Regions from separate parts of the Homo sapiens genome. Here region 1 is linked to region 2. Evidence: read pairs that join two places in POLR2A ChIA-PET (ENCODE). Cell type or tissue: Caco-2. All regions are shown on one strand. Links, peaks and the distances in the headings refer to the core of each region. The heading gives the core; the rest is flanking DNA.

Evidence for each region. Peaks named below come from ENCODE experiments on the same cell type or tissue, not always from the same donor. Only the 100,000 strongest peaks of a DNase experiment are listed, where the experiment ranks them.
Region 1: POLR2A ChIA-PET joins it to region 2 with 6 read pairs; 2 of 35 experiments call an interaction of 5 or more read pairs at or near these places.

Annotation. Positions count from the first base shown.
Region 1 is chr9:98,405,651-98,418,016 of GRCh38, forward strand. GABBR2 (gamma-aminobutyric acid type B receptor subunit 2) reads right to left here. Exons shown (of 19, transcript NM_005458.8): 8 at 431-491. Among named protein-coding and RNA genes, the nearest start is that of TBC1D2, 160 kb to the left of the region's middle. In Caco-2, for the core only: a CTCF peak has its summit at 4,733; no DNase peak of the experiment used is centred there.
Region 2 is chr9:98,281,259-98,293,589 of GRCh38, forward strand. GABBR2 (gamma-aminobutyric acid type B receptor subunit 2) reads right to left here. Exons shown (of 19, transcript NM_005458.8): 19 at 6,851-9,491. The coding sequence ends at 9,326. Among named protein-coding and RNA genes, the nearest start is that of TBC1D2, 32 kb to the left of the region's middle. In Caco-2, for the core only: no CTCF peak of the experiment used is centred there; DNase peaks (open chromatin) are centred at 6,339 and 7,873.

The DNA of each region.
Region 1 (12,366 bases), core at 2,068-10,067, 120 kb after region 2:
GTATTTGCCTATACACTACACACATCCTCCCATATACTTTAAATCATCTCTAGATTTCTTACAATGCCTAATAAAATGTAAATAGTTGTTATACTCTATTGTTTAGGGAATAACGACAAGAAAAAAAAGTCTGTATGTATTTGGTACAGACGGAATCATCCATTTTTTTCCTGAATAGTTTCAGTCTTCAGCTGGCTGAATCAACAGACGTGGAACCCATGGAGATGGAGGGCTGATCATGATGCGGCTGAGAAAAAAATATTCCAAATAGGTTGAAACTAATGTTTTCAGAAAAGTGTTTTCAATTGGCTCTGCTTTCTTTTATCTGGAACATCACACTTGCATTCCTTTTGATGTATTATATTGCATAAAACAACATTCCTGAATCTAAATTTTATCAGCTAGAAAGAATAAGCATCAAAATGCCTACCTTGAAATTGAGTAAATTTAATGGTCCCCATTCTCTCCCCATTCCGGAATACAACTTGACCCTAAAAACAAAACAAAACAAATCAAACAAGAATAAAAGAGAAATGCCACATTAGCCCAAACGCCACTGATCTCACAGCAATTCATTAACTGTACAATGCGATTATTAATACTGGAGGAAAAACAGATTCCCGCTGGACCACAGATGAAAATCAAACTAATTGTTTTTAAATTGGTTGTGACTTTATCTGGTTAATTTGAGGAGAACAAAATCAATAATGGAACTAACACATGTGAATTGAAGCCAAGATAAGCATCATCATGATCACCATGACTATTAATTAAACACCCACGTGTCCGTGCTATAATGGGGACGACGTCTTCTGGGGTGCTGGAAAGATGACGGCAAAGGTGAGGCCCTTTGGGCCCGGCCCTGACTCCTCTCCCTGTGCCCCACCCATAAAGATACGGGGTATTGCTGAGTCTGCTTGGCTTCAGGACCAGAAGGGTGCTAGAGGTCTGTTGGTATTTCTTATTAGGAATAGAGAATGTTTTTCTAAGTTTTTCCTGAATGGTGACGTCAGTCCCAATTATAACCAAGCTATGGTGCAGCAAAAAACTAAGCTTCTTGAGCCAGCGAGACCTGACTAGTGTCACAGGCAGCTGAGTGCCCCTCATTAGGGACCTTGGGGGCTAAACATAGCGTTATCTCCTGCATCTGCCCTGCTGGCTTCCAAATGCTTGGCTAAATATATCAGGAATTTAGAGATGGAATGTCATCTCTTCTTTCCGATTTATGGCCCACCTAAAATTCTGCAGCCATACGAGGAAATTGACACACACTATATCACTGAATCTTCATGCCAAACGTAAGTGATAAGGGGATGACCCCCATTTTGCAGATCAAGAAACTGAAACTGAGAGAGGTTATGGACTTCACACAAGGTCACTGTAAGTGAGGCTGCTGGGATTCAAATGCAGGTTTAATTTTAATGTCCATGCTACTTCACTGTGGCATGTTGCTCTTGATCGAGAAATAAGTTTCTTCCTGTCTTTTCATTATTGTGAAATTAGGAAAAGAAATGGTTTTAAAGGTATCCTGCTTTTCTCTCACTGTTATGCTTTTGTGTCATCAGGCAACAGCACAGACAATACTCTGGGTTCCACTGAAGTCTTGGGAGAAAACCCCAGGAAGCATTTTTCCTTAGGCAGAAACCTAAAGACTGAAGCCCTGCAGCTTCCAGAATAAAGGGGGATCGCTCAGCCTGATCCCAGAACGAGAAACACCTTCCAAGGCCACCTGGACACCTTTTTGAAACCCTGAAGACAGCTGTGAGTAGTATCAGTTTGAAACTAATGCCCACCGAATTCTATATTCAGGTGACGGTAAGCAACTCCCTGGAGTGTGAAAACACTTCAACCAAGGTGAGACAGGAGCTGTGATTTTTATTTCGAGGGACAATTGAAAATCACAAAACACCTTCTAAAAGGATCATTTCTATGTAAATGGACCACTTTGCCTGAGTGGGAAAGGCTGTCCACAAGGAGAAATTTTTTTTTTGTCTGACAGGATGGGGATCTAATTTACCAATCTTCTGCCAAGCTTTGAAGAATTCCACAGGTGTCTAGATTTAAAATGCGCACAAATTCTGCAGACTCTTTATTAGTGAAATTACAAAGTGTGTGGAATGGTATTCAAAGCTTCCATGGAATGATACAGGAGTGGGGGTGAGAAGAGCCTTCCTTTACTTTGTGAACAAAACTAGTCCACCTTTGAAGCAAGATCTGTCATATTTTATTTTACTAAATATAACTATTTTGTACTAACAGGAACTCCTCCCATCTCTTTGATTTCTCCTTAATTTCTCAGGTGGTACAGTGGAAGTAGGCCAGCGTGTCTCACAAACTGGGTTCAGTCCTCTCTCAGGCAAGTTCCAGAACATCTCTGAATTATGGACCAAGCACAGGTCCTGGTACAGGACAGGTGCTCAGCAAATGGCAGTAGTAATTTTTATTTAAACATGTTTAATAGTGGGGAGCTGAAATCAAAAGATGTTAAGCACCAGAGAGCTTTCCAGCCCTTGGGAAGCGAGTTTCAACTCTCAGGTGATTTCAGCTGACAAAGTGGAAACCACTGGGCCCCCAGCCACGATGTCTTCACCTCCCAGAATCATCAGCCCCCAAATGACTGACTTCCCAAACAACACGAGACACTGTGCATTCTGCCTACCGATGAGAGAAAGTAGAGGGCTTCTGTGACTGGGGTGACGAAGTGCTGATGGAGACACGGATGTGTAACTGACTATGTTGAGGGTCTGCATCAGGGTCACCATGGCATCTGTTGGGTTTGACTGGTGAAGCCATCCCTGCTACCCTAAGTATTGCCGACTGGATAGGGGACCACTGTGCCAGCCAAGACAGCCTTGACAAGACCAGGTATGAGGGAGGCCACAGGCCAGTAAGGTGGTTCTCAAGAAGTTCTGCCCAATAGGTGTCCCCCTTATTAAAAGGTGGTCAATTTACAACATTCCAAAAATATTTACCTACTGCGTGCTCGATACCCTTCTAGGGACTGATGCCTGCTCTTGGAGAGCTTTTTATTTGATTAGGAGGGATAGCAGAAACAAGTCCTCCAATGCTTAAGAAATTTCAGTTAGTGATGAATGCTATGAGAAGATCAAAAGGGTGATGGGAAAAGGAAGTCTTTTTTTATTTTTTATTTTTTTGAGACAGGGTCTCGCTCTGTTATCCAGCCTGGAGTGCAGTTGTGCGATCTTGGCTTACTGCAGCCTCCACCTTCTGGGTTCAGGCGACCCTCCTGCCTCAGCCTGCGATTACAGGCACACACATCATTACACCCAGGTAATTTACTAGGGGAGCTGCTTTAGTTGGGTAGTTAGGGAAGACTCCGCTCAAGACGTTATAAGAAAGCTGAGACCTATCTGGAAAGAAGGAAATATTCTAGCCAGAGGCAAAAGCCAGGGCCAAGTCCCTCAGGTGGGGAAGAGCTTGGAATGTTCAAGGAACAGAAAAGGCCAGCATGGCCGGAACACAGTGAGGGAGGCAGGGTTGTGGCTGGGCGGTGGCAGATGCATAGGTGGACAGGGGCCAGGTCACATTGCCCCCAGAGACCATGACAAAGGGTCTGGACATGACTCTAATGAACAGCGATGAGGGTGGGGAGGTGAAGCGGAGCAGCCTGTGATGTGATTTCAGGTTGGAGAAGATTGCACTGTCTGTGGGGTACAGAATGGATGGTAGTGTGGCAAACGTGGAAGCAGAGACTCTGGAAGCTCTGGCTCAGTAATCCAGGTGTGAGAAGATGGTGGTTTCAGTGAGGCTGGTGGCCAGACTCTGTCCCTCCACAGCTCAGACTGCATGGCAAATGTAGCTAAGCACCGAGCCCAGGGCAGTGCCTGTCTTCCGTTTGACTCCTCTTATCCTGTGTGGTGGATGCCAGGGGTGCGCCCAGACACCCCACCCAGGATGGAGGCCCTCCTCCCCAGCGGCTAGCATCTGGCTCCTGTTGAGATGCCTTGCACCCAATCAGAGCTATGTTAGTTCAGGTTATGCCCCCTCCCTGGGGGCAACCTGCAGCTAGCAGTCAGTGTGAAGGGTCATGGATCTAGCCCTGCTGCCTCAATTCAGGACACCCGTGAAGGACCATGGAATCCCGAGGTCCCCTGGGATTGGCTGAGCTCATGATTGCCACTGCATCACATTTTGACTTCTCCCGCTGCCCAGCGCTACTTGGCTTCCTCCCTTCCAGCTTCTGTTCCTGAAAACATATCCTGATAAACTTCCTGTATGCAAATCTTTGTCTCAGAGCCTGTTTTCTGGGTAACCCTGTCTCAGACACCCTGTCATCAAAGGTCGCTGGGGCTGGCTCTTTCTTGCCACCTGAAGGAGCTGAGCAACAGGGCATGGTGGGAACAGATGGGGCAATGCTGCCACTAGATGCTTTCAGAGCCACCGTGGCCTGCAGTTCAGCCAGGGGAGCCAGGCCAGCTTCAATTCCTAACACCCCAGCTTGAGCTGGAATTTTTTTTTTTGGTTTCCCTCCCACAAAGGTTGCACTTCTCCCAGCACATGTAGTCTTTATGTAGAGATAAATATCATGACTCTCCTTAAGCTTTCGTCTTGTGCAATTCCAGGGCTGTAACAGAATCATCACATTCATTTGAGACCAATCCAGGTGATGAGTTAAATTCTAAGGCAAGGGAGTTTGGTAACTCTGGCCGGGGTGGGGGCTGATAACTGTCTGGTGGCTCACAGTTCACACTCACTCTTCTACACTCTCCTCCTTGTGGCAGGGACTGGAAGCCCTGAAACTACATTTCCCAGAATCGCCTGCCAGCTGGTTTCCATTTAGGGAAGCGGTCATGGGAGATTAGAAAGAACGCATAAGCATGCATGAGGGAAAAGCTTTTTTTTTTTTTTTTTTTCTTCCTCTGCTCTGGTTGCAGCAAGGGGAGCTACGAGTAACTGCAGGTGTCTGTGGGGCCCAGCAGCTTCTGATTCCTGAACCGTTGGAGTGTGGGGGCCCCTGGCTGCATGCTCAGTGGCCAGAGATAGGGCCCCAAAAGTAGCAGAAACAGCAGCAGCAGGAGCCTCGGAGGCCTGTCTACCTGGGCTTTCCCTCCATTATTTCATTTGTATTCCAAATCTGCTCTGTGGTCATTTTTATAAATTCCCTGGAAGTAAGATCTGGTATCAATCAACATCCAGTCAAGAAAACAAAAACCACTTCAGGCATTTCAGGGGCAATGGCAACATCACTTTCCCTTTCATTCTTCCTGCCCAAGGGGCATGGCAATTTTCTGAAGAACTGTATCTGCCACAACAGTCTCTACCTGTTTTCCTCCACCATCCCTTCCAACAAAGTTGGAACCAGTTCCTGTATGAAATCTCCCTCTGAAATGACTGAAGTGGTTTGTGTTTTCTCCACTGGATGGTGATTGATAATGGATTCTAACTTCCAAGGAGTTTATAAGAATGACCACAGAGCAGATTTGGAATACAAATAAAATCACAGAAGGGAAAGTTCCAAGTGGATAACTTATAAGGATTTTTTTTCCCCCTGAAAGAGATGTTGCTAACGTCAAAGAAAGCAGTCTGTTTCATAAAAATCAATCCAAACTAATAGTTCAGGTTTAATTGGGAGCCATAAAGCTGCATTTTCTCCTTCAGCGAAATCTTCAGAATGTATAGGGTAACTTACGGATAAAACCCTAAGTTTTGGCGTTTGCCAACAAGAGTAAATATTGCCATCCATGTGAGCTTGGATGCTCATTGAGCGTTTCTGAGCATCAGTTCTTCTACTTGAAAAATAGTAAGAACAATACAAATTTCTCAGGGTTGTTTCTGAGAATTAAAGAAGATAATTATGAAATGAGAATAGCCAGGGATGGGGCACAGCAAGGGGTAACTTATTGTAAAGGGTAACTGTTATTGTAATGCCTTGAGTTAGTAAAATCCCATTTTTTTTTTGTTTTGTTTTGAGACAGGGTATTGCTCTGCTGCCCAGGCTAGAGAGTAGTGGTACCATCATAGCTCACTGAAACCTCGAGCTCCTGGGCTCGAGTGATCCTTCCACCTCAGCCTCCCAAGTAGCTGGGACCATAGGTGCTTGTCACCACAACCAGCTAATTTTTAAAACAATTTATTTGTTGTTGAGATAGGGGTCTCAGTATGTTGCCCAAGCAGGTCTCAAACTCCCGGCCTCAAATGATCATCCCACCTCGGCTCCCCTGAAAAGTGCTGGGATTATAGTTGTGAACCACTGCACCCGGCTGCAAAATCCCATCTGATGTCAGTTCAGAATCCTCAGAAAAGTTAGTGGGGAGTAAAATGGACACTAAGGATTCTAGAAGCCAGTAGGATTTAACAGCCTCCTCTTAGAAAAACTAATTCTCTGTTTTCATTGTTCATCTTTAATACTTAACTACTAAGCATGAGTAAAATTCACTCCAACAAGTTTATGAGTCTTATAGGTTAAGCCCTTTGTTGGGGCCTCTCTTTTTTCCTTCTTAAATTTCACAGTGGAAGGCAGAGATACTCTCCCTGAGAACAAGATCTGGTGTAGGGTCAGGGAGGCAAGAAGGGGAGCTTTCATGCTTCAGCCAGTGTTACAGGCAACGCCTGGGCAGGGGCGTGAAGCTACTCTGAGTGAAGACTCGCTGGGCTCAGCCTAATATTCTGGAGCCCTGGGCCTACTGAGGGACAGTCTCTGCAGATCACAGTGTACTTAGGGAAGGATTTTCTTCCTAAATATGACTCTAGACTGCACTCTTATCTCCGGGTTGTCGAGTGTGCCTTTGGGAGGTGTGAGCATGCATCCTCACTGAGGATTTGACTTGTGCTGTGAGAAATAAGATCTGTCCTGACACATCACACTGGCAGGAAAATGTCTTAAGTTAATGGAGGTTGAAGGGTGTTAGGGCTCTGAAAACAATACTCCAAAAGGAAGGCCTCAGAAGTCTCCTCAGAAGCCAAAGTTTTTCTCTGACCTTCTCCTGGCCTCCTGTCCCTCAGTCCCTTGCTCCTCTGGGGCCAATCACAGAAACTCCAATCCCTCTTCCCCAAAGCGGGTCAGAGAAACTAGCCATAAAATGTAAAATATTACGCCAGTGTTCCCTCCAAGTTTCTGTGTAAAAACTGGCTATGAAGAAATCATGTAACTTAGCTTATTTGACTGTAGGTCATGCGACCCCCATTCCGGAGAGAGCCCTGCGCTTCCAGAAGGAAGGAATGAGTGCTCAGAGAGGTCAAGAAGAACCTAGACAGACAGGCCTTGCTGGGTTCCCCACTCAGTCTATCAGCATTGGATCAGAGCCTTTTAGTCCAATCACATTCCTACGCGGCTGTCTAGACTTTATTGAATCTAAGCATAAAAATAGACAATTTCCCCTGTATCTCTGGGTCTTCATTCTGAAGGCTCCCATGTATATATATTAAATACATGTGAATGCCTTTTCCCCAATTGGAAGTTGATTTTCCAGTGAACCTTCAGACAGCCAAGGGGAAAGCTCTCCTAAGGCCCCTACAAAGACCATGGGGGACCCTGGTAAGTTCTGTTGCAGGGGCCAGCAGATCAATGTCTGTGTGAGGGATCCAAGCCCATCGTGGACTGTTCTGCTGCCAGCCCTCCTCCCAGGACAGCACTGGTCTCAAAGAAACAATGCAGACTTTGAGAAAACACTGGGGTTAAATTGCTTGTCAGGGGTTGCATAAAGGGTGGAGATCTGCATGACACAGGCTTGAAGGAGAAGGTGCCCTCTGTTTCCACAGGGATGGCAGGATATAAAAGAGAGAGAGAGAAAAATAATTGAGTATATCCACCCACATGTTCTGTAAAGTTTAAAAAATATTCTTTTTTTTTTCTTTATGTCCCCTTGAGCTATAGAAGAGGCCACATTTTGTACACAATTTAAAATATTTTCTTACACCAAAAATTCTTTTGTTAGACACAAGCCTTCAGGAATGTTTGATGCACTCATAGAGCCTAGAGCAGTAGGTTTGCAGGGAACTGAAAGAAGGAGCAGAATGGGAGGTGGGGTCTGTCCCACTGCCAGCCTTCGGCGGGTGGACAATAAGGATGCAGGGGCATCTTTCTGAGGGACCATAACCAGACGGCTCAGAGGGTGCAAGTAGTGACCCTCCACAAAGCATGTGGTGGCCTAAGGTGGGGCTGTGTGCGGTGGAGGGAAGCGGGGACCTAGAGAAGATGGCTGGGTGGATGGCCCAGGAAGGGTGGAGCAACTCCCTCTCTTTCCTTCCACTTATTATAATAAGAGAGTCAGGCTTATTTAGAACAACAAAATATCAGGTGTAAATGAGTGTCTAAGAAGTACGGGAAAAGTGAAGTAAATTTTAATACAGACACATGATGAAATATTAGGATACGTGCATTCAATCAGCAAGTCCTGTTGGGCACCTATGATGTGCCAGACAGGCACCAGATCAAACAGTGAGCAAAATCAACATGGTCCTAGATTGCATGAAGTGTAGGGTCTGGTGGAAGACAGAGACATTAAGCAATAAACACACGGATAAATAGAGGATTACAAACTGTGATCAGTGACATAAAGGAAAAGAGCAGGGCTCCAAAAGAGAAAACTACAGGAAGACCCTAATTTAGACTGGAGGCCAAGGAGGGCCTTTCCAGGAAGGTGGCATTTGCACTGAAACCTGAAGGAGCTGGCTGAGCCGAGAGCAAGGGGGAGAATATCCTGGAAGGAGGAAATTGCAAGTGCAAAGGTCCTGAGGCAGGAAAGAGATTGGGAAATCCAAGGACCTGAAACAGTGCCGATAAAGCTGTAAATGGTCATTGAAGAGCAGCTGAGCAAGGAATGTGACCGGCAAGGTGGACAGGTGCAAGGCCACGCAGAACCTTACCAGCTATGCCAAGGATGCTGAGCTTCATTTTGAATGCAAGAGGAGCAACTGAAGGGTTTTAATGAGGGGGTGACTTGATCTAAGTCCTATAGACTTAAGTATTATATTATAAAAGTTATCAAAGGTTAGAACAAGTGATATTCCAATTGTGCCAGTCGCTGGCTAGCTGTTGACCAAATTCATTTCCTTTTCCTCCTAGGCACATGGCCAGACTAGGTTTTCCAGGCTTCCTGACGGTTGGGTGCGGCCATGTGACAGTCCTACCAATGGAATGTGGGTGGGAGGGACATGGTACTCCAGGCCTGGACCATGAAAACCTCTCACAAGTTCCTGATCCTTCATGCTTCCCCGTTTTCCCCCCTGTCAACCAGATTGATAGGATCTATCGGAGAACCCTGAGGCCTAAGGAACAGTGGGGACATGAGACAGAGGAGCTTGGGTCCACGAATGATCACGTGGAAAGGCTAACAACCAGAAGGACCCACTTTGGACTTTATATAAGAGATAAATAAAATTTTACTGTGTTAGTCCACCAAGATTCTCAGATAACTCGGTTACAGCAGCTAGTGTTATTTCTCCTAATACTATAATGAATTAAAAAAGTAAAAAACAAAACAAAGGATAAAAATTGTATATACAGTATACTCGCAATTACGTAAAAATTACCCCCACAAAGTAAAAACGTTAACACTGGTTGGTCCCGGGAGTGTGATTATCGCTTTTTATTTTTACTTTTTAATACTTTACCTATATTCTATAATAAATGGGTATTATTTTAATAACAAGAAAACTTTATTAAAAACTTTTTAAAAAGATGTGATAAGGAGGCACATTTTACCGGCAAAAATAGCAATATCATCAGCAATAAACTAATACTCCCTCTTGAAATAGATTAATTTTTTTACTATTTTACTAATAATTTTACAGATTAATTTATTTACTGTTTTGTCTGTGCAAACGTAAGCCCGTTTCCCTCTCAAAGTCGAATAACAAAGAGAGCAATGAACAAGTTCAGATTCAGGCTGAACTTGGCCATTTTCTGGGAAGGGAAGCTGGGGCAAGCGCCTTTTCATCTCTGTGCTCAGGCTTCCCTCGGCAAAACGTGCAGAGATGATATTGTGCAAGCTACTTTTAGCTTTGCTGAAACATTTGTGTGCGTTATTTAAGATTTTTTTCCCCTGGGGTTCTCCTTTATTAATAGATATTCAACAACACCCTCAATGGAATGAGGTATGTATGATGATCTCCATTTTACAGATGAGGAAACTGGAAACTGAGAGCCTGAGAGGTCAGGACTTTGCCTAGGGTCACATAACGAGTAGGCAAAAGGACTGGGACCCACCTCAGTTGTGTCAACTTTAAGCTCATGCTTCTAACAACATGCCATTCTCCCTCCTGTTTGCGAGAAGGAGTCATTGATCAGAAAATGAGCTCTCTGCAGGGGACTGGAGTAAGTACCACGTGACCTTGGGCTAGAGGGATGGTGTGTGGGTGTAGTAGGAGTAGGCAGAGGAGGAGGAAAGATAGGTAGTCAGGGATGTGTTGGTTAATGTTTAACAGCTGGCTTTTTGGGGAGAAGAAAAAAGAGCTCTGATGTGTAGTGTTTGCCAATTTCCGTGGTGTAAATACACCCACCATGGTAGATTTCAAGCTATCAATGATTTAACAGCTGGCTCACAAATTCCTGATAATTTAACAACTGGCTCTCAGCTCTCTCTGGAGCCTGCAGGAGCTGGCTCCAGCACACCCATAACCAAGCCAGTCCTCTCTGGCTTCCAAATTAAGATTGTGAATGCAAAATGCCCTGTTTTTACCTGCACAACTGGGTGATAATCTCTTCCCAGAAACAAGCGAGGAGGCCACAAATCAGCATGGGACTAGCTGGAGAGAAGGGGCTTGTGCCAAATATTTACCTACTGTTTCTCAGCTCCCAAGCCTGCCCTCTCTATCCTGCTCTGTGATGCTAGGGCCAGGGCTCCACAAGCCACATCTCCCAGACTCTGTCCTGTTAGCTTCCGCCAACAGGAGGCTCTGAGGTAGAGTGGAAGGGGATGATGGGGACTCCCTGCTCTCCTGTTCCTGTCAGGCAGGGTCCTGCCTCTAGCTTCTTTCTGCGCTTTCAGCACCAGCCCTGCTATGTCCCTTTGAGGGGCCATCAGACATCGGGCAGACATGCCCCTCTTCAGACATCAGAATACTAGCTGTGCAGGGCTTCTCCTCTGAGCTCCTGGGTTCTGAAAAGCTCATCTCTGTCCTTTCATTTTCCTAGCCCTAGGGGCAGTAGCTGTTTCTTTCTGCAGCTGGTATCCGTTGACTGCTTCAGTGCTCCTTCTGTACTCCTTCCTCCTCCCATCACCTATTAAACAATTCCTTGTATTAAATCCCCTCTGTTTGAAATGCCTAGAGTGGCTTCTGTTTTTCAGACTGGACTCCTCCTCTCCATCTACCATGTGGTTTTGGGACTTGGTCCTCCAAGCACAAGCCTCCTATGTTAGGTCCCAATTAAAGTGGCCTCCCCTGTTCATGTCCTCTTTGGCAACGGCAATGCTCCCGGCTCCTTCCTCCACACCCTGAGCTGAATATGGTAATTGCCTCCTGCTGGATGAAGCTTCCGAGGGCAGGAAAGTGCTCTTTCCTCTTCAAGGGCTGGGAAGCAGCAGGATGCAGGACTATTGGTTACGTTGCACTGAGTTGAGTTGAGTTGAATGGACTGGGTTCCCCAGTGTTGGTGGGCCAAGGAGCAGGATCTCTCAGGAAGAGCTACGAAGGAGAGAGAATGGACACTGGCCAAGAGCATTTGCTCAGTTAGCTCCCCAGGGTAAGAGGACTGAGAGACATGCAGAGTGGCCCAAGGTGGAGGAGCTACTTGTCACAGAGGCCTGAAGGTGATCACAGGTTGGGAGATCAAGATGCCCTGGAGGCTGCTGGGCCCTCGGGACCTGCATCCCATGGGCCAAATGATGTTGGCTAACACTATTTCTTTACAATTAAACCAGAAAGGGCTTGGGGCTTACAGTGAGTAGTTCGGGGTTCTAGTCCCAGTTCTGTCCCCAACTCCATGTGTATTCATAATTGTGTTCCTTCCCTTCTCTGGGCCCCAGTTTCCTCATTGATAAAATGAGGGGACAACTGGCCACATACAATGTTTGTTGAGTGCCTGCTCTGGGACACAGCATGCTAGACCCTGCAGTGTTACAATGAAAAAGACAAAATCGTTGTCTTCTAGAAGCTCCCAGTCTAACAGAGATGACAGAATTTTTTTGTGTAAGACTATTATAAGGTAATGTGAGTTGCTAGGAGAGAGTGGGTACAGAGGGCTGGCAGCACAAAGGAAGGGCACCTCTCTTTGAGGGGGTGGCTTAGGGGTACAGAGAAGAATGACCATGTTACCCAGGCAAAGAAGATGGGAGAGGAAATGTTCTAGGCAGAGGGAACAGTGCATGCAAAGCCTAGAGGCAAGAGACAGTGTGGCTCTTTGGAGGAGTAGAAAGGAGGGTGAGGTTGCTGTGGGTGGTGTGCATGGGGTGGAGGGCTGGTGGG
Region 2 (12,331 bases), core at 4,220-12,219:
TGTCCATATGTCTCTCTCTCTTTCCGCTTTCTTTCAACAGGGTCTCACTCTTTTGCTCAAGCTGGAGTGTAGTGGTGCAATCAGAGCTCACTGCAGTAACTTTCTTTATAAAAACAATTTAACTCAACACTAAAAAGGTGTCCATATGTCTCTTTTCTTTCTTCTCTTTCTTTTCCTTCCTTCCTTCTTTCTTTCCTTTTTTCTTTCCTTCCTTTCTTTCTCTCTCTCTCCTTCCCTTCCTTCCTTCCTCTTTCCTTCCTTCCTGTCTCTCTTCCTTCTCTCTTTCTTTTTTTCCTTACTTCCTTCTTTCTTTTGACCTGGTCTCACTTTGTGGCCCAGGCTGCAGTACAGGGGCACAATCATAACTTACTGCAACCTTGAACTCCTGGGCTCAAGCAATCTTCCTACCTCTGCCTCCCAAGTAGCTAGGACTACAGGCATGCCACCAAGCCCAGATAATTAAAAATGTTTTTTTGTAGAGACAGTCTCACTGTGTTCCCATGCTGGTCTTGAACTCCTGGCCTCAAGAAATCCTCCCTCCTGGGCCTCCCAGAGTGCTGGGATTGCAGGTGTGAGCCACCATGCCTGGCCCTCTCTATTTTTTTTTCATGTTTGAGAAACACTGTTTTGGGTCTTTTCCATTGGAATTCAGATGGAGAGAAATCAGATGTATCTTCTCTCTCACAAAAACCCTAACTTCACAATAGTACCAGACTTCTCCAGTTACAGACGTGGTGGACTAGGGTAGCCAAGAACAGCCACAACCTTGGAGAACAAAGATGGCCGAGCTAATAGCACTTCAACACTGCCAGAGCCTCCAGGCTGGCAGCTTCTCCTATGTCATGTCATTCCTAAAGCTTTGAGTGTGGAGATTGTTTTGCCATCCAGTTGACCATTTTATTGCTGGTCTTATTTTCTAGTATTTCTACTGTTGTATTCAGGATGTTTGAGATTTATGGCTCTATGGGATGACATGTTTCCTATTGCTTATGTAACTTAGATGGAAAGTAAGGGTGACTATGCCCTGTGAGATCTAGATGTGATTAATCCTAACTTTCTATTCCCTCCATACTTGGCTCTGGAAAAGACCAGTGCTTCTTCAATGCTTCTGTGAATTTTGGGAGAGCTTATGGGCTCATGGTCACCTCTTGCTCCAAATTCCCACTGATGCAAAGAGTATATATATATATAAAATATATGAAACATATCATATTTATCATATATAATATATAACATATATACATTATATAACATATATCTAACATATATACATTATATATAACATAGTATACACATATATACGTCATATATGTCGTATATATGTATATATATGTATACTCTGTTGCCCAGGCTGGAGTGCAGTGGTGCAATCCTGGCTCACTGCAACCTCCGTCTCCCGGGTTCAAGTGATCCTCCTGCATCAGCCTCCAGAGTTGCTGGGACTACAGGTGCGTGCCACCATGCCCAGCTAATTTTTGCATTTTTGTAGAGATGGGGTTTCACCATGTTGGCCAGGCTGGTCTCATACTTCTGACCTCAAGTGATCCACCCGCCTTGGCCTCCCAAAGTGCTGGGATTACAGGTGTGAGCCACCGCGCTTGGCCAGAGAACATATTTTTCCCTCTGCATCTTGTGGCTGCTGCTTCTTTTATCCTTACTCTGGTCTCTACCTAAACATAGAATTTGCTGTTTTTCTTTATTTCCACTAAAACTCACAAAGCTTTTACTTGTATAGTAAATGTAACCAAAGGTTTAGGGACATTTTGCAGGAGGGAGTGAAATAAAGGGAAGACAGAGGCTTTTACTTCATGCAACACAAATGACTTAAAATCAAATATTCAACATCCCTATTCTTTTTTTTTTGAAAAGGAATTTTGCTCTTGTTGCCCAGGCTGGAGTGCAATGGTGCAATCTCGACTCACTGCAACCTCCACCTCCCAGGTTCAAGTGATTCTCATACCTCAGCCTCCTGAGTAGCTGGGGTTACAGGCGTGTGCCACCATGCCTGGCTAATTTTTTGTATTTTTAGTAGATACGGGGTTTCATCATGTTCGCCAGGCTAGTTGCGAACTCCTGACCTCAGGTGATTCACCCGCCTCAGCCTCCCAAAGTGCTGGGGTTACAGGCATGAGCCACCGCACCTGGCTGACATCCCTATTCTTAAAAGCTTTTTAGCCACACTGTCCTGTTATTTATCACCCACTCCTTTCATTTTTCTCTCCTTCTAACCCCAAACTTCTAGTTCTTTTTCTAACAGAATTGTTCTGCTGTCTCTCTTTTAGCCTTGTCTTTAGAATCTCACCTTGCCCCTAACACAGCATGTCAGGATGTTTTCCCTAATGACATTCTTCCTAGATGCAGTCTGTTGTGAGGAGACTAGGCTGTTGGCTGCCCCATTGTACCTACTAAAGCTGCTCATTTTACATTCCTCCTGTCTGGGAGTAGCACAAATATAAGCTTAGTGTTCACAAGGCACTTTCCCCTACATGAGCCTCTTTGACTGTCAGAGAAGCTCTGAGCGAGGTATCATGTCCATTTTACAGATGAGGGATCAGAAGCTCAGAGAGGTGGAATCATTCAAAGCCATGCAGCCAGGTAAGTGAAGGTGTACAAATGTGCACCCAGGCCTGATGATTTTTCAGATGTAACTCACATCATCACACATAGACAGGATGCGTGCTGTCTGATCACGCAGCAGTCTGAAGTCACATGGATTCCATGACAGGTGATTAACACACAACAACTTAGTTGTCCTTGGTGCAGCCACAGCAGCCCCTGCAGGTGCATGCATTCTACAGAATTGGGCTGCTAGTTCTCTCCCTCTCCCCTCCTCTTCTTTCTCTCTTTTGCTGGCTAGCTTTTACTCATTTTCAGGTCTAGGTATAGGACTGGCTACATAATTTGTGGGCTCCAGTATGAAATTAAAGTGCTAAGCCCTGGGCCGCGTACAGTGGTTCGTGCCTGTAATGCCAGCACTTTGGGATGCTGAGGTGGGAGGACTGCTTGAGCCCAGGTGATCGGGACCAGCCTGGGCAACATAAATTTTTTTAAATATTTTATTTTTTAGAGAGATCTCATCTCTCTAAACAATAAAAAATTAGCCAGGCATGGTGTTGCATGCCTGTAGTACCAGCTACTCGTAGGCTGAGTGGGGAGGATTGCTCGAGCCCAGGAGGTCAAGGCTGCAGTGAGCTGTGATCATGCCACTGTACTCCAGCCTGGACAACAGAGTGAGACATTGTCTCAAAAATAAACAAGTCAATAAAAAATAAAAATAAAATAAAATTCTAAGCCCCCTTTTCAAAAGTTATTTAGAATTTCAAAATAGTTACAGCAGAGCATTAAGTCGAACATGAGGCCCTTTAAAAACTGTATAGGTTGCAAACCCCCAAAACTAGCCCTGTTTGGAGGCTATGGCCCCCAGGAGGCATGTCCATTCTGGAGCAGGTGCTTATCACAGGCTATTGTCATTTCTTCATTAAGCATCTGTCTTCCTATTAGTGTGTGAGCTTCTTGAGACCTATATCCTACTCACTGTTCACCTGGCACCTAGCACAGGCCTTGGCAAAGATCAGGGGCTCGGTGGATGCCCCATTGAGGGTCTGGGGCTCCTGAAGGTGGGACCTGGAGGAACCAGACAGTGAATTGTCATCTCTGGGCAGGACCCACTCAGGACCACGGACAGGGCAGACCAAGTATGATGGAGTTAGCCCCTGGGATTTGCCAGGGGTTTCAGATGTGGGGTGGAGGCAGAGGAGGGACCAATTTTCTCTTCCAGAGAGTGTGTTAATCATTTACTGTCCAGTACCTACAAACCCTGCTCCTCAAGGCTAAGTAAGGGGTGACAAGCTAAGGGGGTAGGGGACAGGCAGGTGACAAGTGCTGGGCACGCAGCTTGGTGCCAGCCCTCCGGCCCTCAGCCTGGCTCCTTGACCCTTCTTTAGCCTCCTGAGGCTTCTTAGCCCCATCTTCCCTTTGGGTATCCTTACCCACCTCCCTGTTCAGCAGCGTGTGTGAGGCCAGGGAAATATCTCCTGCATGTCTCCTTAATACCAGGAGGGTTTCAGACAACAGTGAACCCCTCGTGGAGCCCCTCTGCATCCCACAGATTTCTTTTGGTTCTAAGTGACAGAAACCCAACTCTATGTAAGCAGAAAAGGGTATGTATTAGTTTAAAACCTACAAGCTCAAGGATGGATGTATTTTTAGGTATCACTGGTCCTTGAGCCTAAATGATGCAATGAGAGCTCAGTTTCCCTCTTTTCATTGCTCTCCACGTGGAGGGCAAGATTTCAAACTTCTTAAAAACGGCAGGGGAAAGCTTTGACTGGCTGGGCTTGGTTAATGAGCATATCCCTGAGCCAATCCTGTGTCCAGCAGTGGAAGCAAGGGCGGCCCTCCAGATTTTCTCTCTTCTGCTTTCCCCCAAAAGTAGGGCAGTGCTTTCAGAGGAGCTGCAGGAAGGCAGATGTGGTTGCTGGACAGGCAGAGGTGCTGATGGCCGCCAGTCTGCTTTTTGCAATCTACCCAGTACCACCTCCTCTCCCTGGCACTGGCTTCTAGGCCTGTGGATCCTGATCCTTGTAGAGAAGAAATTGCTGAGCACAGGAAACTGCCTGGAAGGGCAGGCCTCGGCTGGTGCCCCAGGCTTAATGTTTTCAGAAACCTCTCCCCTTCTTCCCTCAGAGTGGACCCCAGTGTTGTCTCCACACCCCAGGGTGAGGAGACCCCCAGGCAGAGCTTTCTAAGAGGGCTTCAACTCCAGAAAGCCTGTCTTTGAGGTTGGGAAACACTCTTTTATTTTTAACTCAGAAATGACCCAGTCATAACAAAAGGAAGACAGAATGCTTTTGAAGAAGAATGAAGAGGAATGAAGTGCACCATTGCTGTCTGGGCTTTTCCTGCTTATGGCCAAGCAAGGCATCACTTCAGTGATGTGACAAGGAGCATCTTCAACACTTGGGTCATTTCTCTCTTTCAGACGTGCTAAGAGGAAAGACCAAATGTTGTCTTGGCTGACTCCATATTTAGTGAGGCTATGTAAAGATTTCTCAGTCTGTGGTAGCTGAGAAATTGCTCTATGGGGCAGCGTCTCACCGCTGTGGTCGTACTACCTATGGCAGAACAGGTGTGGGAAGTGGACTGAGAAGAGCCAAGTCTCAAAACCAGGACATCTGGGTTCCATGCTGGCCCTCTCGTGACCTTCTGGTTGACCTTGGCTCCAGTTGCTGGGCCTCCGTTTCCCCAACTGTACTAGGAGGGGCTGGGTGAGATGACCGCTGCCACCTTTCTCTGCTCTAATTTCTGTGAGTCAGGGTCAGGTAGAGAAGGAAGACCAGCTAAGATTCTGGTTGTTCCTGCCTTTGCCACAGCCTTATTAGGTGGCCTTGGGTACGTATTCTTCATGTTGGGCCTGTTTCCCATCCTTGAACAACCCACATCCCGTAGGATGGCTGTATGAGCAGTGGTGTGGAGCAGCAGGCACAGAGCAGGGGTCTCCTGGGCCAGGATTCAGAGAGCCTGCTCCTTGGGAGCCTCCACGTTGAGGATCCCATGTCCCGGAAAACTCCAGGCTGGGACTAGCCCTCCAGTGGAGTCTGTGAGTCCAGTGCACCCATTTCTAGGACTGCACCCAGTCACATGAACCTCGGGCCTCCCCAGCCTGCTGTGGCCACCTCTGCTTTTACTCTGCCTTCTAGACCCAGCAACCAGTGTGGACAAGCCTCTGTCAAAATGTTCAATTATGAAAAGCCTCGTTGAAGCCCATTCTGAGCTACAGGGAGGAACTGCTGCCCAGTGGAACGTCATGGAAGCAGACATGAGTCCCATCGTCAGGGAGCTCAGGGTCCGGAATGGGGAGGGGACAGCGTGGGCATGTATGCAGTGCTGTAGAGAGGGGGAATGTCCTCAGTCCAGAGCTAGGAAGAGAAGATCCCATTGAAGGGGATCTAGTCGGAGCTGCCGGCTGAGGCTCAGCACCCTGGAGAAGTAAAACAGACTTTGGGGTGGCTCCATAGGCTCCGGGGGGTGGGATGATGAGGCTAGAAAGGAGCATGGGGCCAAATCTCGACAGGCTGGCAAGGCCCCGAAGGGGAGTTGGGGCTGGAGAGGTTGTGGGTTTTCCATATTATTTAAGAATCTTGGGATTGCAAGTGATGGGAACCCAACTTGAACTAACCTCGGCAAAAAGGGCAATGTATCAGAAGAACAGAGAATCCAAGGAAGTCCTGAACAACTGAGCAGGTGAGGAGGGCCCAGAGTGCCTTCAAACCTCCTGAAAACAGCTGGCAGAAACCCTGGGAAGTGCTCTGATTGGCTGGTCCTGGATAATGAGCATATTCCTGAACCAATCACTGTGTCCGGGGGTGGGAGCAAGGATGGTGGGAGCAAGATTCCCTTCCAATAGGTCCCCTTCCTTACCCCAAAATCAGGGCTGTGCTTTCAGAGGAGCGCAGGAAGGGACCGCTAACCAGGTACTCAGACACCATCAGAACTCAGCTGTTGGTCCTGATTGTCTCTCTGTTGGCTCCATTTTTTTTTTTTTCTGTTTCATCGCAGACTAAATTTCTCTACATGGAGGAATCCTGAGGAAGTGATTTACCGGCCCAGCCTAGGTCAAATTCCCACCCTCGAATTAATCAGCTGTGGCCAGAAGTTGGGGTCACCTGGTAACAGGGCTGCTTTGCCGCTGTCAGCAGGAGGCTGGGATGGGCAGTTTATGAAGGAAGGGACAATGCTGAGCAGGCAACCCCAGAATTGTCCCCTGAGTTTCTAAGCGGAGGAATATGGCCCGATCTGACCTGCATTTTGGGATGAGTAGGCATTAAAGACGACAGGTTTTTTCCTTTTATTCATAAAAACAAATTTGCAACAATTTATTAAAAATCGATACCATGCAGTAGGGGTACGAGAAATTCCTCATTTACATTTGATTCTGGCAGTTCCAGTCTAATTTAAAGCGTTTTGTGCACTAACATCATTGGAAAATGCCTTCAGGCCGAAGCCTCTTCAGAAATGGACGGTGTGTTTGCTGCATATAAAAGAACAGAACCATTAAGTAGCTAGAGTCACTTCTGTGGGTCTTGTTATTTGCGAGGAAATTAAAAAAAAATGGGTGAACCTACAGTATCAGTAAGACAGAGAATGTACTTCGTGAGTTAACCTAGAAGACAGCGCACGCTCAGGAGTCACAAAGGGTTACAGACGCACAGGCTCACCTCCGACAGTCCAATACTTTTGTTTGTTTTCCTGCTATGCTGGAATAATATTTCTACAGGTATTTTTTTTTGTGTGTGTGTATACATTATGTACAATTAATTGTCTCTTTCCCTTTGAAAAATTAATGTGGTCCTTTAAATTAAATTTGGTTTTGGTGAAATCAAGAAAGCAAGTAAATACTGGTAATACACAGTGAGTGACAACACCGATTTTTAGTGCCTAAACAGAGAATGACTTCAACTTGACCTGTGATGTGTTAACATTTTTTTTTCCCTAAAAGCTACAGTACCTCCATAACCTCTCTTTGGGGAAGGGGAGCAGAAAGCTATGCTACGTGAAATAGGGTGCTTTGAAATGTTGGCATTGGTAAGATTCCTGTGGGCCCTTTTGTCAAAGCCTGGTGGAGAAAACAGTTTATTCCTGACTGCAGTGGTTCTGGGAAGAGATTATTGCCTGCCTGTTGAAGCTGCCAATAGGTTTCTTTAGGGAGTGAGCGAGCTGCTCAGTTGTGCAGACATCCTGGACATTGTCATTCAGGCCTTTCTTGAGCAAAGAATGAACCTGTCTAGGAATGTCAGAAAAGTCACTGGGAGCCTCCCTCCAGCCCGGATGTTCTGGGTAGAGGGCTGTGCTGGAAGCTTCTCTGGGCCACACCCCCGGCTGTAGGGAGGGCTGAAGGTCAGAGTCATACTCATACCTCACGGATCAGGGCGGCTTCACTGTTTGGTACAAAGCTTTCCTGGACAAGATCAAGTTTCAATCCTCAGAGTGACCTTGTGAGGTAGGCAGGACAGGTGTTTTAGTTCAACCCCAAGTTACAGAGGGGAAACTGAGGCTCAGAGAGACACTAGTGACCTGATCAAAGTCACGTAGGGAGTGGGCAGGGGACTGAGGACTTGAACCCAGGTCTGTCTGACTCCCAGGCCAGTGCTCTTAGGGGCTCAATTTAAAGGGAGGAATGATCTTATGAATGAGAATCAATCTGCTGACTGATCACCCCAGTGATCCCAAGGGGAGAGCTCACTGGCTTGTCTGGATGGAAGGCTGCCTTCTGGAAGCCAAGGGAAGCCCTCAGCCAGCAACTCTCTCCCCTATGTCTACGGGGATGTCTTTTAGCAGAGTGCCTCCAATTCACTTTGGTCAGAAACAAAGTTAGTGGGAAAAAAAAAAAAAAAATCCCAGCCAGCCCTTGGGCCCTGATGAGAGAGGTTAAAGTGCACAATCTTTCTTTATCGTGTTTGCTGGGAACAGACATTCCATGATTAGCTCGGGTGGTCCCCCTGGTTACTGGGAGCATCCGATAGGAACACAAGGACATGGCCAACGTGGTGGGTGCATGACAGACTGTCGGTGAATGCTGCAGAGCGTGTCTGCAGTGACGTGCCCTAAATCCCCACGGTCCCAGGAATGGGTGTTATTGTGTTAACGTGTGGCATTTACCAGAGTAACAAACATCTCATTGGGTGACACAGGTCCCATGTGGAGCATGTAAGTCAGCCTGCTCCAGTGCCGCAGCCCTCGGCCTGCCTGCTCCAGGGCTGTGCCTGTCTGCGCTCCTGCAGACTCCCTGTTCCAGGAAGGCTGGGGTCAGCTGGCCTGGCAGCTGGGGGCCTGGTGGCCCTTCCCACCTCCTCCCCCAGAGTGGAGAAGGGCTAGCCTGAGGGGTCACAGCCAGTGATGTGTGTGCAGAGGCAGTTTCTTCAGAAGCTCCTTGCCTCTTCCCAAGGCTGCTCGAGCCACTCCGTGACTTCCAGCTGGAGTTCTAGTGCCTCTCTCCTTGTCTAGTTTTTTTGTTTTTTTTTTTTTTTTTTTTTTTTTGCAAGTTTGATATCCCAGCGCCTCCTTGTTTGCAGATGTTAAGGAAGACGTCCCATTTCCGTTCCTCTTCTTTGTGAAGAAATAAGGACTTCACAAATAAGGCTCGAGGTCAGGTGCCAAGTCTCCCCCTGCCCCGTCCTGTCCACCTGAGTGCCATCCGAGTGGTCCTGAGAGGCCAGCCATGGTGCCCAGCTTCTCCGCAGCCAGAGCCGACAGTGTTTCTGCAGCAGACCCCTCTGCCCAGTGTGGTTCTGTCACGGGGGAGGCCCCGGGCCCAGGCCTCCCACCCTTACAGGCCCGAGACCATGACTCGGAAGGAGGGTGGCACATGTCTGTGGCGGGGGCTGGCGGTGGGGCTGACGCAGGGGCTGACACAGCTGGCGTCCACGCCTCCGATGGATGGGAGGTAGGCGTGGTGGAGGATGGGGAGCTGGAGGGACAGCCGACGCTGGATGCTGAAGAGAAGGAGAGGGAGGAGTGTTAGTGAAGGGTAGCTGGGCGCTTACCAGAAAGTTCCTTGGACTTGCTTTGGCTAAAAAAGCTGATGACAGGAGCATATTTTTCTCTGAATCCAAGATCTGTCCATCCAATCATCTAACCATTCAGCAATCCAGCAGGTATTTAATGAGGGCCCATATGTACCAGCTACTGCCCTGGGAATGACCAGGGAGACTTGAATAAACAAGGGAGATGAATTTTCTCGAGCTTTGGGCCAGGATTTGGTGGTTATTATAAATACCCTAGCAGAAAAGATGCTCCTTGACTTACGATGGGGTTACATTCCCATAAACCCATTGTAAGTTGAAAATATCGTAAGTTGAAAAATGCATTTAATCCACCTAACCTACCAAATATCCTAGCTGAGCCTCGCCTACCTTAAATGTGCTCAGAACACTTACAGTTGGGCCATATCATCTAACACAAGGCCTATTTTATAAAAAAGTGTTAAATATCTCATGCAATTTACTGAATACTGTACTGAATGTGTATCACTTTCACACCATTGTAAATTTGAAAAATGGTAAGTTGGGGACTGTCTGTATTACTAAGGACAAAGCTTTGCCTTTCTATCAGGGCTTTGCTGCAAACCAGATAGTTCGCATTCTCTACTCTTGCAAACCTCCACAGGGCTTTCAGTTTCATCCCTGAAAGACTTCTCGCCTGCTCCATCCTTCCTCTCTCCCGTCTGCCTCTGCTTTGCCCAGGACCGCATCTCTTCTTGCTGGGCCAATTCCCACAGGCTCTTCCAGCTTCTTTGGTAACTAGTGTTATCTTTCCAACACTAGGAAGCCAAGGAAGGGAAAAAAAGGGACACTGATGTGATATTTGGGGCCCCCTAAGTTCCATCTTTGGATCAGAATTTTCCAGGTGAATCTTCCATCCTTTCCACCTGTAAGCCCTGCCCTCTGGCAGCCAGTTTCCCTGGAAACCCTGCTCCTGGGTGCTCTTCTGCTGTTTCCCTGTCTGGAAGACTCTTTCTCTGCTTCCTGACATGATGAACTGTGTCTCCTTCAAGATCCAGTTTAAATATCACCTTGTTTGTGCTCACTCTCTGCTAGGAGAACCCTTCCTCTGCTAAGCAGAACCCTAGGTAAATACTCAGAAATGAAGCCAGAAAAAGCTGGAGGCAAGATGGAGCTGGGTGTGGGTTAGCACGTGATGGAGGAGCAGCAAGGGAAAAGGGAGCTGCCCTCTGACTCCCTTCTCATTGCCACACCCTTCTGGTCTTAATGACTGTCATGTCACTTTGTTGAAAAGGCTGCTTGCGGCAAATGTGCCCAGGTGACTGCTCCTCTGCTCGGCTCAGCTGCATTCTTGCACAGTTCTCCATGGGTGCAACTTTCACACCGCATTCCTTGAGAGAAGGGACTGAGTTCTTATGCCTTCTTGTGTTCCCAGTGCCTGGCCACTCACGTGCAAAAAAGCGAAAAACAAAAACCCCAGAGCTTAACAGACACCCAATAGGCAAAAGAAATACTGCTATTCCCATTATAAAGAAGAGGGAAGAGTACAGAGTTCAGGTAACTTCCCCATGGAAACAAAACCAGAACTGGGGAAGCTGGAATTCTTGCTGCTTCTGTTCAACCACATTGTTTTGTGGTGGAGGCGAATCAACTCATGGGGGCAGCCTTATCCCAACTGGGTGTGCCCTTGGGGTTCATTTAGGTCACTGGTGGGTTCTGAGATAGATGGGTACAGACGAAGTGCTGCCCACACTTTCCAGAAAGATTCCTCCCAAGAGACACCTCACAGGTGTGCATGGAACTACAGTGTTGGAGATCTCATTCTGAAGTTAAAGTTGGACCTGTATAATGTCAGCTGAAGTCTGTGTCTTAAGGCAAGATCATGCTGGCAAGAAGTCCAGGACAAAAAGGGAAGAATAAACTGTGACCTGGGAAAAGGGTGTCCTGTCCAAGCACCCAGGGCAGGGCTATCTGCCTAGGCAAGGTGGGTCCTGTGGTTGTCAGAGCATTCTTCTGTCTGTTAGGATCCTGTTCACCTTTCATTCATTCAACAAATGCTTGTCAAGAACCTATTCACTGGCAGAACCTGTGTTCGGTGCAGGGGACACATGAAGGACTCATAACTTACTCTCAAGGTGCTTACACTCTACTGGAGGCAACTGCTAGGCAAACTGCTGACAAATTCCATGTAACTCTCACTCACTGTCCTGGACTGTAAGCTGGCCAGGCCTTGGAGCTAGTTGGGTTGACAGGCCCTTAGCTCTAATACTAAAGAGCCCCAAATGATGCTGCAATTGGTGATTTGGCTGCTTTTGCTGGTTCCTCATTGCTTGTCACTTCCAGAGGCCAAGTTTCAAAGTTTGTATTTCCAGCTTCTGCTTCCAATGTGCTATAAGATGGGAAGGCCTAAAATTGCCTGTGGGAACAAAGCTAACAGAGATGTTCAGGTCTTTGCTTTGATGTCACCATCTCATTGAGTCTTCTCTGACCACCCTATTTAAAATGACACTCCCTGACCCCCTTCTGTGCTTTTCCTCCAAAGCTCCTATTGTTTGACATGCCACTTCTTGCTTTTTAATTAAGCTATCAGCCTCCTAGATAGAATGGAAGCTCTATGAAGATAGGAATTTTAGTCCGTTTTCTTCACCGCTGTAACCCTAGCACCTATGCCTGACATACAGGAGGTCTCAGTAAACTGTTAAGTAAATGCATTTAGCAAGGTTAAATTTTACACATAACAAAGGCAGCGTCTTGTGGTAGACAACATGGGATTTGATGTTGGAAAGATGTGAGTTCAAGTCCTACTTCCTGCATGTAGCAATTGAGTGACC